2 separate regions of the Homo sapiens genome follow, and region 1 is linked to region 2. Evidence: read pairs that join two places in POLR2A ChIA-PET (ENCODE). Cell type or tissue: MCF 10A. All regions are shown on one strand. Each heading gives the region's core, and the rest is flanking DNA. Links, peaks and the distances in the headings are about the cores only.

Region 1 (5,387 bases), core at 263-5,262, 65 kb after region 2:
ATGTTAGACCACACAGTGAAGAGGCTTGGGAACAAATGAGCTCCAGCAGCCCAAGGTCACACACATTGTGTTTATATGCCTTAGGTGGCAGGAAGACTGGAATATTGGAAAACACAGGTGTTCATAGTCACTAGAATGTAAATCTTTAACCAGCCCTGCTTTCCACTCCCTCCCTCTCCGCCACCACACCTCCCTCCCAGCCCTGCTTTTAATAGCTTGGCCAACTCGGGTGATTCACTTAACCTCGCTGATGCAGAGATCACTCATTTGTACATAGAAGCTAGAAATACCTACCTTGCAAAGCTTTTGTGAGCATTGGTGATATGAAAAAGGCATAGCTTACTATCTGGCACAGCATCAGCCCTCAGTAAGTGGGCTGGTGGTGATTGTCACATTAAGTGGTGACAGGGGATACATGTTTGTAACTCCTTTGAGGATTTGTTTGATTTTATTTTTATCTCTGTCCTCTTTTTGTCAAGTCAGATCTTACAATTCAAAGACAGAAATGCTACCTAACTTCTATAACATATCCTATTATATTAATATATACAGCTAGGGTAAATTGGGCAGCCTACATACCTTTAACAGTTAATTTTTTTTCTCTTTCTAGCTTATGATCTTATATCTAAAAATGTTCTTTCTGTTATTCTACTACCATCTTTCCACCTCACAGTTTCGGAAATGTCAAATGTAACATGAAAGCTCCACAACAAAATTTCTTAGAGGCTGATGTCTGAGATCTAACTCTGGAGAATGTTAGAAACAAATAAATTTCATAAGTGCTATTTTTCCACTGAAATTCTATGTTCATGCAGCATAGCTACATAAATATACATATACAGATGCATGTCCCCACCCATGACATCAGAAGTAGGTATCAGTGTGGACATCCTGGAGAATTCTTCCTGTTGCCACCCAAGGAAGGGTCCCCATTTACTCCTACACTGGCAAGACTGGTGCCACCGAATTTGTGGGTAGGTCACTTTCCATTAGGCTTCATTTCTCAGCAGTGGTTATGTCACAGCCAAAAAGGACTGGGAAGGAAACATGGTGCAATAGACAATTGACTGTGAGAGTAATCATGGGATTTAGACCAGCCCTGAGACTGACACCTATCCCTGGATAAGCCATCTAACTTCTCTGGTGCTTGTGTTTCTCATGTTTAAAATAGAGAAGAAAGTCTAAGTGATTTTTACATAATTCTAAGCTTCTCCATCACCACACCATACTTGGCATCCATCCCAAAGTAAATAAATGGCCAAGACTTTATGGCTTTTTATTATATGATGATAACGATGCGTACCAATTTTCAATCAGAATCTAGATTGGCCTAAGCTGTTGTGTAATTCTCAGACAGGCGACCCTGATCTTGGACACAAACTGAAAATACATGTTTAGTCCAATTAAAACAAGTCATTTGGTTATTACTTGCCCTATATGTATCTATATGTTCATCATGTATTAGACGCATGTATCAAGAACTACTAGGACTTGGGCATCTTCTTGAAAAATAACTTTTGATAAACTCCTCTCAGAAATAGGTCTATTTTACCAATGTACAGAAGTAAATGAAGAGAGTGAAGAAGGGGTTTCAGTCATTTAACATAATTTTTTAAAACAAAATTAAAAACAATTATCCAATTCACAAATGATTTATGGGTTTTTATTCAGTATTTACTTTTTTTTTTTTTTTTTTTTGAAACAGGGTCTTTTTCTGTTGCCCAGGCTGGAGTGCAGTGCAGTGGCACAATCATAGATAAATGCAGCCTCGCCCTCTGGGGCTCAAGCTGTCCTCCTGGCTTAGCCTTTCAAAGTGCTGAGATTACAGGCATGAATCACCATGCCCTGCTTCAGTATTTAACTTTCTTAAAGTTTTGTTTGTTTGTTTTCCTCCAGGCGAGGCTCCCCATTTACTTCTACACTAGAGCTTATGTCATCCTGAAGATACTTTATGATAATAAAAATGTTTTGTACTTAAAATGTGTTATTTAAAAAATCAAAATATTTTGATATAATTTATGCTGCCCTAAAGAGACTTCTCCAAATCAAAAGCATGTGGTTGTAAATCTTTATTCAAAGAGTTAAGAAGCTTATAATAGTTTGAACAGTTCAGAAGACTTTGTTAAATTCTAAAACATGATGTTTTCCCGTTCCCTCGGCATGCTGCATCGGGCAGTGCATGTGCAGGCTCAAACCTGCCTTTGGCATCTCTTTAATGAGCACACTCCCACATCCTTCCCATATCCTAGCCATGCTAAAACATGAGCTTTTCTCTGTACATGGTACACACCTATGGAACTCTGTGCTTTTGCCTGTGCCTATGCCTATGCCTATGTTTGTATCTGGGCCATTGCATTTGCTTTGATGCCCTTTTGTTAAGTTGATAAAGTCCTTATTTAAGGCCTGGCTTAAATAGTCTCTTCACTCTCTAATTCCCTGGGCTACACCTTTTTTGTTTGTTTGTTTGTTTGTTTTTTTGTTTTTTGAGCCAGAGCCTCACTCAGTTGCCCAGGCTGAAGTGCAGTGGTGCGATCTTGGCTCACTGCAACCTTCGCCTCACGGATTCCAGTGATTTTCCTGCCTCAGCCTCCCAAGTAGCTATGATTATGGGTGCTCACCACCATGCCTGGGTAATTTTTGTGTTTGTAGTAGAGATGGGGTTTCACCATATTGGCCAGACACTTCTTGAACTTCTGACCTCAAGTGATCCGCCTGCCTTGGCCTCCCAAAGTGCTGGGATTATAGGCATGAGCCACTGCACCTGGCCCTTGGCTACACTTGATTGTTCTTGCTTCTAGGCTCCCCGGACCTCTGGGTAGTGCCCAGCACATTGTCTTATAGTTAATTGGTTACATTTTATCCCCCAGTCTCCAACTAAGTTATAATTCCTTGAAGATGAAGTCTATCTAATAATCATCCTTGCATCTCTAGATGCCTAACGTAGTAGTCAGTGCTCAAGTAGTGTTTACATTAATTCAGCTGTGTATCTTTAAATTTCAATGGTGGATTATATTGTTTGTGGCCAGGATCAACTGCCTGTAGTCACCAGTAAAGTGTACAATGCAGTAGCAAACCTCTGGAAACCATGGCTAGATGAAGAAGCTATTAGTACTTTAAGGAAAGGTAAGTGAAAGACTTAGTTATTCCTATTTTGCCTCAATTTTTATTCATGTTATTTAGACTTAAATTTTTAATGTTTGCTTGAGTGTGCCACTTCTGGAGCACAGCCCCCAGTTTTTGTGGAGGACAGTGAGTAGTAATGCTGCCTGTGACACAGGTCGTGAACCTGTTTATCTTGCAGGGAGCTCTTCCTGTTTTTCTTCTATTCTTTTTTCTTCTTCTACTCTTAATTAGGTAGGTATGTTCCCCATGGAGCAAAAGCTGAACTTTGGATTTGAATGTAAATAAAAGTGTATGTTTCTAATTGGAAAATTGATTGAGAAGAGAGAATGGACACTAACTTCTAACCAAGCAGCACAATTTTATAAAACAAAGAGCTGGTAAAGTGAGGATAACTAAGCTTTTAACATGGACTTTGAGGTGCTTGGGAAAGTAATGCATAATTAGTGCATAGTAAGGCCTTCCCTGGGTCATGTCTAAAGGCCCTCTGCTCCACTGGCTCTTGACACATCATTATGTAAATCCCTGACATTTTGTGAGCTTAACTGAGGTGTGCAGCTGTTAAACTAAGACTTTGGTGTTTTCAGAATGTTGAGACAAATATTAAGTTAATGGCTAGACTTCTCTCAGTTAAAATACTTCTTTCGGTATTTTTGTTAACCCTTTGGCTTTTGCCACTATTTTGTTATTGTTTTTGCTAGCATGCAGCAAATCATAGTATATATGAATTTGAGACATGATAGCTTAGAATTAGACTATGGTTCTGATTAATCTAGGGAACTATATCTAGTCTTTTTTTTTTTTTTTTTTTTATTAAGATGGAGTTCCACTCTTGTTGCCCAGGCTGGAGTGCAATGGCATGGTCTTGGCTCACAGCAACCTCTGCCTCCTGGTTTCAAGCGATTCTCCTGCTGCAGCCTCCTGAGTAGCTGGGATTACAGGCACCTGCCACCACACCTGGCTAATTTTTGTATTTTTAGTAGAGATAGGGTTTCACTATGTTGGTCAGGCTGGTCTCGGGCTTCTGACCTCAGGAGATCCACCTGCCTCAGCCTCCCAAAGTGCTGGGATTACAGGCATGAGCCACCGTGCCCGGCCTATGTCTAGTCTTACACTTCACATCCTACAAGACACGTGGAGAGCTTATGCAGGTTGAAGGGAGAGCCATAAAGAATGATCAAGATCCCTAAAGAAATGCTCTGCCTTCTAAGGAGACTCAGCATAAAGCAGGGGAGGCAGAAAAAAGCTGAGAAGTGGAATGCAGGCCCTAAGAAAAAGCCATATGAGTTTCATAATGATATCCATTCCAATGATAGCCCTCAAAGATCCAGTTAAACACTGGAGTATAATATTAAGTTAAAAATCATAGAAGCCATCCTGAGAAAGTCTTAAAGGCAAAAGTGATTTGGGGCAGAGATGTCTTGCATGAGGGGCCTCAAACTTTGTCATCCCAGAGGCCCTAGTGAGACCTGTTGTCATTTTCTACTACTTGGACATGAAAGCAGCTTCTCAAAAATAACTTCTGACAAATTCAAACCCAACTGACCTGCTAGTACCATAATAAAAATAATAAGGTGTTGTGACTACAAGAAAGAATAGAGAAAATTAAAGGGGCAGTGATCCATCATGATTGAAAGCTAGGGAAAGCCGTGCATAGTGAGTAGGCTCAGGGCAAAGAAAGCTGGGCCAGATCTTAGTGCCCAGCTCTGAAAGTGCCATTGCAACAGACCCTTGGGTGTCCCACCACCAGTGGTTCAGAGGCGTGGGTGGAATGATGCCTTTAAACCTCCTCTCCCCTGAGATTGTAGCAGCTGTGGTTTGTCTGACCTTTTTTTCCGAGTAGTCTCTAGCAAGATCCATATGTGTTACCATTTTTTGGATTTTATATTTCACAATGTCTCTCATCTTAAGCCCCTAATCATAAAAGTAGAAGTTGATGTGTAAATCTTTCTTTCATAAAACTCAATCTCATTGCTTACTGCCGAAACACTTATTTATCTTTTCATGTGAATATTGGATACAGCTGTTGTTATCTCAATATGTTGGAAGCGATAGCACGGGGCCTGGCACCATAGCAGGTTTGCAGTAAATGCTTGCTAAATCTGATTCTTATCTAATGACAGCCTATCTATGTGCAAACTAAACAATGAGAAATAAGCACCAACCTCCTGACTGGATTGTAAACCTCAGGAATTTGCTTTCACAATGTTTGTGTGTATGTGTATGTTTTCCTAAATGTGTTTTAAAATTGTTTTTATAGGTGGTTT
Region 2 (5,387 bases), core at 35-5,034:
TAATTTGTTTTCTATGTTTTCTGTGTTTAGTTTTCAAGCTGAAAGAAAACAGGCTGTATTATGCATACAGTATCTACAATTGCACATTCAAAAACTGAGTTATATCATTTCTCAATATTAATTGAAGAAATGATTAGAATCCCTATAGAAAGTAATGCTGTGTTCATTTACTCAATTACTTTGATGAATGCCTTCCTGAAGCTGTCCTCACTCCCCCTCATTGCTTCTCCAAGGTATGGAAATAGGCAGCCCCATACTGCCACATGTCTATGTTACATATGTGTTATACCATGTTATCCTGGGTAATGAGTCATCCTATCTGACTGGCTGGGAACCATAAGGTGTTCTCCTTCTCTCAAGATTTTTGCCCCTTGAAATAATCTTCCTGTTTCGTCTCACACCAAAGAGTCCCTATTCTTATATGCTTCTGGAGTTTCCATATTTGAGTTCTTCTGGCAATGACGGCCAGAGAGAAAGGAGAGGAAAGGAACCCACCAGTAGCTGTCTTTCTGCTGCCTGTCTGAGTACAGGTATATACAACGATGACGGGGGACATGGTGCGTGCAAACACATGATGAGCGTGAGCCATGCCAAGCGGGGACCTGAGTGAGGACCACTTACAGGTGTGGTGACAGAGGGAAGATGGACTTGGGTCCAGAAAGACGGGACAGAGAGATGGGCAGGAAAAGGGAGAGTACTTCACATGAGGAGAAGCTGAGAGACGGCAGAAGTGCACATGGGTATTTTGAGAGAAGCAGGCTGGGGTGGTTGGCACTGAGGCGCAGAGAGAAAGTGGTGGGAGACAAGAAAAACAGGGTTGGAAATGAGGCTCACAGTAGATTCTAGAGATCCAGGAACGTCAGGCTAAAGCACCTGGCCTTTATCTTGCAGGCAACAGGGAATCTTAAAAGGCTGTGCGTGTGTGTGTGTGTGTGTGTGTGTGTGTGTGGTAAACGAACGGGATGAGTGCTATCAAACCTTGGTATTTTTCTTAAGTTATATAAAATAAATTATTTTCTATTTTATTCTTAGCCAATAAACGGGATCGAGTGGCAACTAACAAAAACTAGCCAACTCTGTCAAAAAGATCTCCACATCAGAAACCAAGACCTGGAAGCTGTAAGAAGCCTGGATCCACACAAACGACTGCTTAGCATTCAAATACTCCCCTCCCAGAACACTTGATGTGTTTCTTGCATATCTGACTTACTCTGCTGGCCATCTACTGACAAAAGCAATCTCTTCCCAGATGAAAATTTCTCTGGCCCTTTCTCTTTGTTTGTTTTTGGTATTGTTTAAAAAACAGCATTTCAAATTCCTTCAGCCTTCCAGGAAAGCAGACAGATGTGTAAACTAGATTCCAAAGCACTAAGACTTCTGCTTCTTAATAAGCTGGGACACAATCATGCCCTGGAAGCAAAAGTGAATAGAATTTCCTCATTCACGAAGGGTCTACTGTTGATTTTCTAAAAAGAAACAAAACAGTAACCAGATGGTAGTTGACAGGGCAACTTTAAAGACAAGTATTTGTTTTGATCTCATTCCTAAGGGAAAGAAAGTTAGATAATTAATAGCAGGAAAGAACAGGAGAGAAAGGCTAGAGGAGAAGAAATATCAAAGATAATGTATAAAGAGAAATGTGAGGAGAAATGGATATTGGAAAATAAGGGGAAAAAATAGCCAGTTCTAGAAAAATAGAAAATGGGATGAAATGAAATATAACTGCACATTTTTCACTAAATCGTTGCCTAGGAAACAACTAGGAGTGTTTCTCCCTGTACTGAATAATCGTTGAGAAACACACTGGACTTAGGGTCTCTTGGCTTTATTGTATCAACTGGGAAACTTACGTGTCAGTCATAGTAGTTATGAGCACCATGCTTTCTATATCATGCTTCTAACAACAGAAGTAGTCAGTTTCAACAATTTTGGAGGGTAATAGCAGAGGAATTGTAAGTTTGAAACCTACAAACACAGGCAGGTTGAGACTTGAAAATCTGATTAGTCTAGGATGACACATTAGTATGTGTAACACTAAGCAACAAACCGTGGAAAAGTCAATTAGAAAAGCAGCTGAAGGCCCATTTGGCAATGTGAGATCATCTTTACAGTTTGCCTGGTATCTGTTGAAAACCAGTTTTCCATATAAAGAGCCTGGTGCACTTAAAGTCATATAGTGTGGAGGCAAAGTTTCACGTTACAAAGCAGTTCTTTATCCTCCATTAGCGTACAGCCCCTATGGATCTTATTATCACTGTTTTCCTTTTAATCTAATAATTATAAAGAACAAAAAGCATTAAAAAATGCTTTACTGCTCCCATTTGAATTTGTCTTTCCTATAGTTTAGTGAATTTTGCAGAAAATATTTATATACATTGTCTTAAATAAGCCCATCTCTATAAAGCTGTCCCTCCTCTATTTATTGGGCTGAATTCTCAGCGTGTGCGTGCAGGCAGGCATGCATATGTGTGTGTGTGTGTCTGTGTACACATGCGCATACATGTGCACTTAGAGAATTGTGACAGGGGTAGGGAAAACAGGTGTGGGAGGGATTGTTTTTCATAATGACTCATACTATCCTTTTCCTAAACAAAAGCAGGAGTTAAGAGTTTGAGAACGTTTGCTGTTGGTTGGAAATAGACCATGGTTATTTCATCTTATTTTTTTCTTCACATTAACATAGAGAAGTTTTCTATAAATTTGTAAGGTCATACATATCCTATCCTGTGAGATAGAGTGAATCCTAAATTGTAAATATTTTTATTTAGAGACAAATTGGAAAGGCATAACAAAACAAATAAGAAATTATCTCGGGCTCCTGACAAATGTTTGAATTGTATCCTTGGAATTCATTTTGTCAAACATTTACTCATCCTTGTATTGGTATTGACTTGTCACTTTCATTTATTATAGAAAAAAATAAAATCTCAGTTCATAACAGGACCAGCAGCAAAGCAAACATGACATTCAACCCTCGGCCATCTGTCTGGATCTAGGTCAAGATTGTTTCCAAAACTGGAATGAGGCAGAGAAAGCCAATAAAATCTTGATGGGTTTTTATTTTGGTTGTATTTATGTGTTTTCCTGGTTTTAAAAAAAATACTGGGGAAAAAACGGTCAGTTATAATATGTACCATATCTCTGCATATTTCACAACATTTAGACATAATTTATGTATGTATATATTCTTTCTTCTAGATCTTATGTTTTAGTGAGGAAGACAGCTACATATCTTAATTCTAAGTAAATCTCACAAATAAGCAAAAAAATTTAATTCAAGAATACTGATTATCATAAAACAAATAATTGCAGAAGTTCCAATAAAAATTTGATATTACAATGTTAGTATAGTATATATCTTACCTACTGCCTCTCAGGCTATACTCAGAGATTAGCAATTAGCTGAGTGTATGTCCCTAACTCTCCTCAAATATATGAAAAAATTGGCCCAGAGATTTTTAAAAATTCTGTTCTGAAAAAAGTCTATAGATTTTTCTATTTAAAAATTCCTTATATAAAAATTAAGAAAAGATAAAACTTGGGAACATATTTATAATTACATAGATAATATAAGTGAATACAAATAAAACAATAAGAAAAGTATTAGTATTCTAATTTTAAAATAAAATTCCAGAAAGAAGTTCACAAAGGAGAAAAAACATGTGTTTAAAAAAATAATAAAAAAAACATGTGTTTAAAAAAATATACAAGTTGTTTCTGTTTTGTTTTTTAAACTATTGCATTAGCCAAAATGAACCAACAGTGCAGTGGTTAAGAAGATGAACTCTGGAGACAGACAAAACTGACTGGCATTGCTGTTCAACTTTTATAGGTTGTGGGGCCTAGGGCAAGTCTCCATTTTCCTACTAAAAATTGGAAATAGCAATAGCACCTATCTCATAGTGTGATGAATGAAGATTTAAATGAGATGACTGTTATGTGCTTAACACAGTGCCTACCATATATTAAGAGACTGATTTTAATGAATTATCGTCATTCAAGCAAGTGGAAATGTAAAATGGTACAGATATTTTAATAAGGATCTGGAAAATGTATTGATGAAATATTAAGCTGTCTTTAACATGCTTCAAATAGTTTTTAAAAACAGAAAAATGGACCTAGCAATCACAGTTTGGGAAGCACAATGAATTAAATGTTCTTATATTTTCCCTTAGCCAAGGCTGTCAACTGTTTTTTTTTTTTTTAGACGGAGTCTTGCTCTGTTGCCAGGCTAGAGTGCAGTGGTGCAATCGCGGCTCACTGCAACCTCTGCCTCTCAGGTTCAAGCAATTCTCCTGCCTCAGCCTCCCAGGTAGCTAGGACTACAGGTGTGCGCCACCACCCCCAGCTAATTTTTTGTATTTTTAGTACAGACGGGGTTCCACCATGTTGGCCAGGATGGTATGAATCTCTTGACCTCGTGATCTGCCCGCTTTGGCCTCCCAAAGTGCTGGGATTACAGGCGTGAGCCACCCAGCCGGCTGTCAATGTTTAAGCTGTTTTGACTCAATACCTTATTCTATAAGAATTTGTGTATGTATAAGCAAAACAGCAACAACAAAAAAACACTAAACAATTAAAACTCATCAATGTCTGGCAAAGGAGATGTTTTATTACTATTGTAGAGTAAATTCTGTATCTAACTTTAAAAGTTTGAAAATGAGATTCTATATATGGAAGTTAAGAAATTTATTTCACATATATTCTCTGGAGGTATATTAATTTTTAAACAACTTTTGGTAATGCCCACAGGTCTCCAAAATTTCAAGTTTATATTTTTAAAAACTCAGTATCTGCAAGTTTATACTTAAATTCAGTAAACTTCTTGATTTGTAAATATACTGACATTTTCTACTAGTCAGATAACTGAATGATTCAACCATATTGTTCACTTTTTATGTGTTATGATATTATAGAACTATGAAGTTATCACCAGTTTAGATTACAAGATTCTTGAAAGATTCTTATAGTTTGTTTAATATATTTACAATACATCTATAGCTACTGATAGTTAGGCTACTTAATCTCTAAGAAATACAGAGATATTAGGCATAAAACATATTTTAAACTAAGAAAACATCTTTTCCATTTGATGAATTATGCACAGCAAAACAAACCTGTTAGGTAACAATAAATATTCATATAAGTAATATTTATATAGATATCATCTATCATTTTTCTATATATATTATATAGCACCTTGTAGAATATTTTGACATATATTCTGAATAAAAGACTTCCAGTATATAAGATTTACAAAGGCTAAGTTAGATAGTAAGTTTTTAATTTTCTGCGAGGATAACAGAGTTTTTTTTTGTTTTTTTTGTTTTTAAACTGGCTATCATAGGTCAGGCATAGTGGCTCATGCCTGTAATCCCAGAACTTTG

Evidence for each region. ChIA-PET counts read pairs that join two places held together with the same protein. Peaks named below come from ENCODE experiments on the same cell type or tissue, not always from the same donor. Only the 100,000 strongest peaks of a DNase experiment are listed, where the experiment ranks them.
Region 1: POLR2A ChIA-PET joins it to region 2 with 22 read pairs; 4 of 35 experiments call an interaction of 5 or more read pairs at or near these places.

What each region holds. Positions count from the first base shown.
Region 1 is chr6:122,798,284-122,803,670 of GRCh38, forward strand. It overlaps SMPDL3A (sphingomyelin phosphodiesterase acid like 3A), which reads left to right. Exons shown (of 8, transcript NM_006714.5): 4 at 3,027-3,123; 5 at 5,381-5,387. Among named protein-coding and RNA genes, the nearest start is that of SMPDL3A, 12 kb to the left of the region's middle. RefSeq lists a silencer at 1-295. In MCF 10A, for the core only: no CTCF peak of the experiment used is centred there; no DNase peak of the experiment used is centred there.
Region 2 is chr6:122,733,844-122,739,230 of GRCh38, forward strand. No RefSeq gene overlaps it. Among named protein-coding and RNA genes, the nearest start is that of FABP7, 43 kb to the right of the region's middle. In MCF 10A, for the core only: no CTCF peak of the experiment used is centred there; a DNase peak (open chromatin) is centred at 2,028.